Regions from separate parts of the Homo sapiens genome. Here region 2 is linked to region 1. A link is a loop called in an ENCODE intact Hi-C map of the cell type or tissue named here. Cell type or tissue: prostate gland. All regions are shown on one strand. Each heading gives the region's core, and the rest is flanking DNA. Links, peaks and the distances in the headings are about the cores only.

Evidence for each region. Peaks named below come from ENCODE experiments on the same cell type or tissue, not always from the same donor. Only the 100,000 strongest peaks of a DNase experiment are listed, where the experiment ranks them.
Region 2: a loop joins it to region 1, with 4 times the contacts of the local background. A loop is called at or near these places in 96 of 110 quality-filtered maps.

The regions. Positions count from the first base shown.
Region 1 is chr18:74,483,679-74,486,608 of GRCh38, reverse strand. No RefSeq gene overlaps it. Among named protein-coding and RNA genes, the nearest start is that of CNDP2, 11 kb to the left of the region's middle. In prostate gland, for the core only: no CTCF peak of the experiment used is centred there; a DNase peak (open chromatin) is centred at 1,499; H3K27ac peaks cover 761 bases.
Region 2 is chr18:74,356,239-74,359,168 of GRCh38, reverse strand. It overlaps C18orf63 (chromosome 18 open reading frame 63), which reads right to left. Exons shown (of 14, transcript NM_001174123.2): 14 at 1-2,688. Among named protein-coding and RNA genes, the nearest start is that of C18orf63, 42 kb to the right of the region's middle. In prostate gland, for the core only: no CTCF peak of the experiment used is centred there; no DNase peak of the experiment used is centred there.

The DNA.
Region 1 (2,930 bases), core at 275-2,774:
GTCCACACCACCCGGCCTTTGTTCCCTGCTGTCTGTCATTCTGCTGCTTCCAGTTTCTACTTGGATACTTTGTTTCCCACATCTCAGGTTGAAATTTCTCAAAAGAGAGCCTGTGATTCATTTAGCAAGTTATCATTAGAACTAAACTTCCCCAGCTGGGCAGGATGCTCACTCCAGGCTCCCTCCAGGCCACCAGAGCCACTGGCCCAATCCCACATGCTGATGGCTGCCTTTGGGTCTGGTGCCCACCTGGCAGAACCGCACAGCACACAGTGCAGCCATCTGTGCTTGGGGACCCCCTAGAGCAGTGTGGGCATGGAGGGCCTTCTGGGACTTGTCCCAGGACACGGGCTGCACAGCTGGCACACCCCACAGGGCCTGTGGGACAGCCCAGCTCACTGGACACATGGCAGGACAGGCCTTTTGGCCATTTTCACTGGCTCACTAGGGAAAGTGCGGGAAAGAAGCAAGCAGCAGGAGGCAGAAGGTTCCCGTGCCTTCTTTCCCCACAGTTTTGGGATCAGGTTGGGACTCTCTCTCTGCATTGTAAAAACAGAGCTATTTTTATCCTTAAGTTAAAAGCTGCCGCTGGACTCAGTGCATGCTTCTTGATTCCATGGTCCCCAGGCAGCATTTTTATCCAAGAATCTAGAGGGGCCAACCTGGGCAGAGAAGTTCAAGTAGGCAGTTAAGAAGATGCAAACAAGCATACAGAATTAAGCCCTTAAAGTCTTGTAAATCACTACTTTGAAGGAACTCCAATTATTCCCATGACTACCCTCCACCCAAAACAGCAGCAGCAGCAGCAAAACCTAGTCTAAACATTTTCTATGAGTACTTCTTGCTCTCTGGTTCAGAACAATTATATAATACCTTAACTCTAAGTATGTTAAAGAAAGTTAATTTAATGAATTCAAAAAATTGGCTGCAATCTCCTCCAATTCAGTGAAATCTTTCTGCACTATGCCACAGATTTTCACATTCAAAAAGCTCAAAAGAGCTTCAAAACATAAGGCATCGCTTTTTCCACTAGTACTTACAGGCTTTTTACAAAGGTCAATAAAAACATCATGGAGGCCGGGCGCGGTGGCTCACGCCTGTAATCCCAGCACTTTGGGAGGCCGAGGCGGGTGGATCATGAGGTCAGGAGATCGAGACCATCCTGGCTAACAAGGTGAAACCCCGTCTCTACTAAAAATACAAAAAATTAGCCGGGCGCGGTGGCGGGCGCCTGTAGTCCCAGCTACTCGGGAGGCTGAGGCAGGAGAATGGCGTGAACCCGGGGAAGCGGAGCTTGCAGTGAGCCGAGATTGCGCCACTGCAGTCCGCAGTCTGGCCTGGGCGACAGAGCGAGACTCCGTCTCAAAAAAAAAAAAAAAAAAAAAAAAAAAAAAAAAAAAAAAAAACATCATGGAATGAGAGTAAATCTCAATGTGGCTGTGGTTAGTGGTTAGATCTGTCGTTCTGGTTTTTTGTCCTGTGCTGTCATGTCTGCGCCTTCCGGACAGTATGTTCTCTGTTTTACTGCCGTTATTTTTAGCCATACATATATTTTTTTTACTAGAGATAGAGTTTGGCTGCCATGTGTCTGAATAGGAGTCTTGTGATCAGCTTAACACTGCGTTTTTCTTTTTTAACGTTTGTCTTTTAGAGATGCATTACTGTTGATGTGTTAGTGTGGCACATAGATTTTCAAAATATGACATTTTGAAAGACTGTTCTGAAATATCACTGTACGTCATGCCAGCACAAAGCACCAGCCAACACCGAACTTTGACCTCAAATACTGAACTAGCCACATGCCTGGCTCCATATGAATTTGAAGAGTAAGTGAATAAATGAATGGGTGGATGAAGCTATTCTTTCTTTGCTTCTTTCCTTCTCTGCTTCAGATCTTCCTCTCAAGCAGGTTTATAGCTGCAGGAAAGTTACCATGCTTTCTCTTCCCCCAACTCTTCCCACACTGGCAAGCAGAATTATATATATACAGTGAGAGTACATATATAAAATATGTATTGGCCAGGTGGAGTGGCTCACGCCTATAATCCCAGCACTTTGGGAGGTCAAGGCAGGCAGATCACCTGAGGTCGGAAGTTCAAGACCAGCCTAACCAACATGGAGAAACCCATCTCTACTAAAAATACAAAACTAGCTGGGTGTGGTGGTGCATGCCTGTAATCCCAGCCACTCGGGAGGCTGAGGCAGGAGAATCACTTGAATCTGGAAGGTGGAGGTTGCAGTGAGCTGAGATCATGCCGTTGCACTCCAGCCTGGGCAACAAGAGTGAAACTCCATCTCAAAATATATATATATATATATATATATATATGTATTATCTATGTGTATATGTACACATATGTGTATTTATATATATTTATGTAGACTATAAAGGTTTGAGACTCAAGATTATAGTTACTTATAATCTGAGACTGCACATCTGAATAAATGCATAAAACTACTTTTGCAGGTTATAAGTGCCTATAGGCAATCTAATTCTATCCAAGGCAAAAAATAAGTATAATCCCTGACCCCAGCAAAACTGCAACACAGTCCAAAATTTCTGCCATATGTACAGTCCTTGGACATAAGGAAAGAAAGCCCCTTCCTCGATTCATGTACAGGTTTTGAGATGCTGGACCAATCGCCAGCTGGGTGTGACAGCTGTTTAAATAGCCTTCACATGGTTCTACGTTTTCAGGTATACTTGAATTGAATCTTTAGATCGTATATGAAACTAAATTATGGTAACTTCCCTTGAGGTTTCTTGCAGTCATTAAATCGAAGAAAAATGCAGAAACGCCCTTTAAAAAATACCGTTCAGTCCAGGTGTGGTGGCTCATGCCTGTAATCCCAGCACTTTGGGAGGCCTAGGTGGGTGGATCACCTGAGGTCAGGAGTTCGAGGCCAGCCTGACCAATATGGTGAAACCC
Region 2 (2,930 bases), core at 246-2,745, 130 kb after region 1:
ATTTTCAATTTTGAATAAGACACTATGTAACGTACAACAAAGTGAACATTTTAAACATCAAAACATAAGGACCATGACATTCTTAAATATTTATAAATACTGACTATTCCTAAGTATCAATAAATACCCAATATATTAGCAGTTTCAGCATAATACCCCATCATATGCAATTTGAAAACAGAGCAAAATTGGTCAACTGGTTAGTCAAATAAAAGCTAATCATTAACAAGTTCATTTTTTTTTTACCTTTTTACTACAATAAGCAACAAATGCAAATAAAAATGTGTAATTATGATATATAATAAAAATAAAAACAAATATAGTAAGCAACCAATACTGTGAAACCTAATATATGAGTATATGAGAAGCACTTTTGCATTCCTAGAAATATGATTCTTGGCATTTATTTTGACATTGCCATATATTTTTTAAAGTAATCGCTGATTTCTTCAGCTCCTGGACATAGGCAAACATAAAATTATTTTCTTATGGTTTTAAAATTAAAATGGTTCTAAAACTAATGCACAATTGGAATATAAGAATAATTTCTGGGGGGAGGATGGTCCATACTGCATATAAATCACCAATAACTTACACAAAGAAGTAAAATGTAGCTTTCCCTAATTAGATTTGGAATTATCTTGGCTTTCAAAAATTGCAATGTTTAAAATGAACCAAAATCTTAATTGATTTCTCTGGTGATTCTGAACACAGAAATTTGATCTAGAACCTCTTCTTGGAACATGAAATATGAAATCAACAATCTATATACCTATCTATATTAAATCTCACATATAAATATATGCATATATTTTTATAACTTTCATTAGGATAAATATTGTAAGATAAAAATCAAACCTACTTTATACAAAAAAATACACTAAACATGGCAGGTTTTGCCATGTAGGTTAACATTGATCTAAACTCAAGTACTATACTATATATTCTAAATTTTAGACACTAATGGAGTATAGGAGGGGCTATCAAGATTATTTATATAAAGAACTGGAAGATGTTAATACCACTTCAGCAGTGGATGTATGGTTTTCATTATTTTGCTCAGTGTAATAATAAAGTAAGTGTCCATTACCTGAGGCATAGTGACTGGGCAGTAGCAGGAAGGTGGCCTGGGAATGTATGGAACAGTGGGGAAGGCTGGTTTTAGGAATGATTACATGCTGTGGATGACTGTGCTCATCAAAAATGCATATTTACTAATGTTATTTTCACCATAGCCTCATAAACAAAATGACATACCACTCTTTATAACAGTCTACTAGATATCTATAATACAAACTTTGGAATGAGAAAAGCACACTCAAAATGGGCTTCAGACAAAATGCTTATCCTTATGAAAATGGTAAAATAATTGGGAAATAGAGATAATTCTGGAAAACAGAAATGCTTACAATAAAGGTATATAGCAAATTAATTAACTAAACACAATTTCAGGAGCAGGAGTTAACATTTAACGTTTGAAGGAGAGTTTGTTTACTTTTGCTTTTAATTGCAATGGTTTAGTAAAGTGGTGGAGACAATAAATCACATTTACAAAATCAGAGTTCAACTTATACTTGGATCTCTAGTGGCTATTTTTATGTAATTATTGTTTCAGTGGAATAGCCAATGAAGATTTTGGTTTCTTTTAAATATATTACAACAATTATATAATATTTCGTATATCAAACATATAAAATGTTTGAAAGCCAGAATAATATTCATTGTCTGAGAAGCTCCACTTCTGTTTCTCTTTTTTTCAAATGTTAGATAATTTATTTGTAATATGGACTAGAAGGTCATTCTGGACATATGCTTCAATACATACATATCCCTAAGTCTGTGCCAGGAACCCAGAATGAATTTGCTTGAGACTAGACCACCAGCACTCAGGGGCTCAGGCCACGGCTGTCTCATCCATTTCTGCCATGGACACAGTGTTGTCCCCACTGCCTGGCACACAGAAGATGCTAATGAGTACTGGTGGAAACAGAAATCTCCACCCCAATAAAGGCTCCAGTTTTGTTGAGAAATAGCTTTTACATTTATTCAGGGCTTCCTGTTAATTTGCATATAAAAGCAAAAGTGAAATTTAGTGAGCCTGCAGAGATATAGTAGAGATCCCCAAAATGTAATATATATATACACATTCTTTTTTTCTTAAAAAATATACTATATCTTATGTTAGAAATATATACACTTTGGTGTTTATGGGTAAAATTATATGATGTCTTGAATTTGCTTTAAAAGATTATAGCAAAAAAAAGCATGTCTGTGAGGAACAGATGAAACAGTGGCAAAATATTAATAACTGGTAGATCTGGGTGATAGGTACTTAGAGGTTCTTCATACTCTTATCTGTGCTTTATGTGGTTTGATAATTTCAATAAGGGCAAAATAAAGATATTTTCAACTATCAAAACTACTGTATAAGATCATTGGATATTTTGCAAAGATCTGCAGACTACATGATGTTGTAATAGTGAAAAGTTGGGAAGAACTGAAGTGTCTATCAATAGGGGACTAGTTAAATACAGAAACCCACATACAACAAGATGCTATGCAAACAATAAAAAGAAACTGTCAAGTGAAAAAGGAGGTTCCACAGCAGTAAGTAGAGCTGATTTCATGGTCACAGGAGTGTGAGAGGCATCTGGAAGAGTGTTCATCCTATATTCAGAATGCTCATCTCTGCAAAGAGAAATTACAGATGGTTTTTTACTTTTTTCTTGAAACTGCTCTGTACTACTCAAGTATAGGAGTATGTATTAATTTTATATTTAGGGGAAATTATTTTCTATAATGATTCCTGTTATTGGGAGCTAAATAATATATACACGTGGACATAGAGTGCAGAATGATAGAAAGAAGAGTAGGGCGTTGACAGATAGAAGAAGGGAGGGGGGGTGAATGATGAGAAATTACTTAATCAG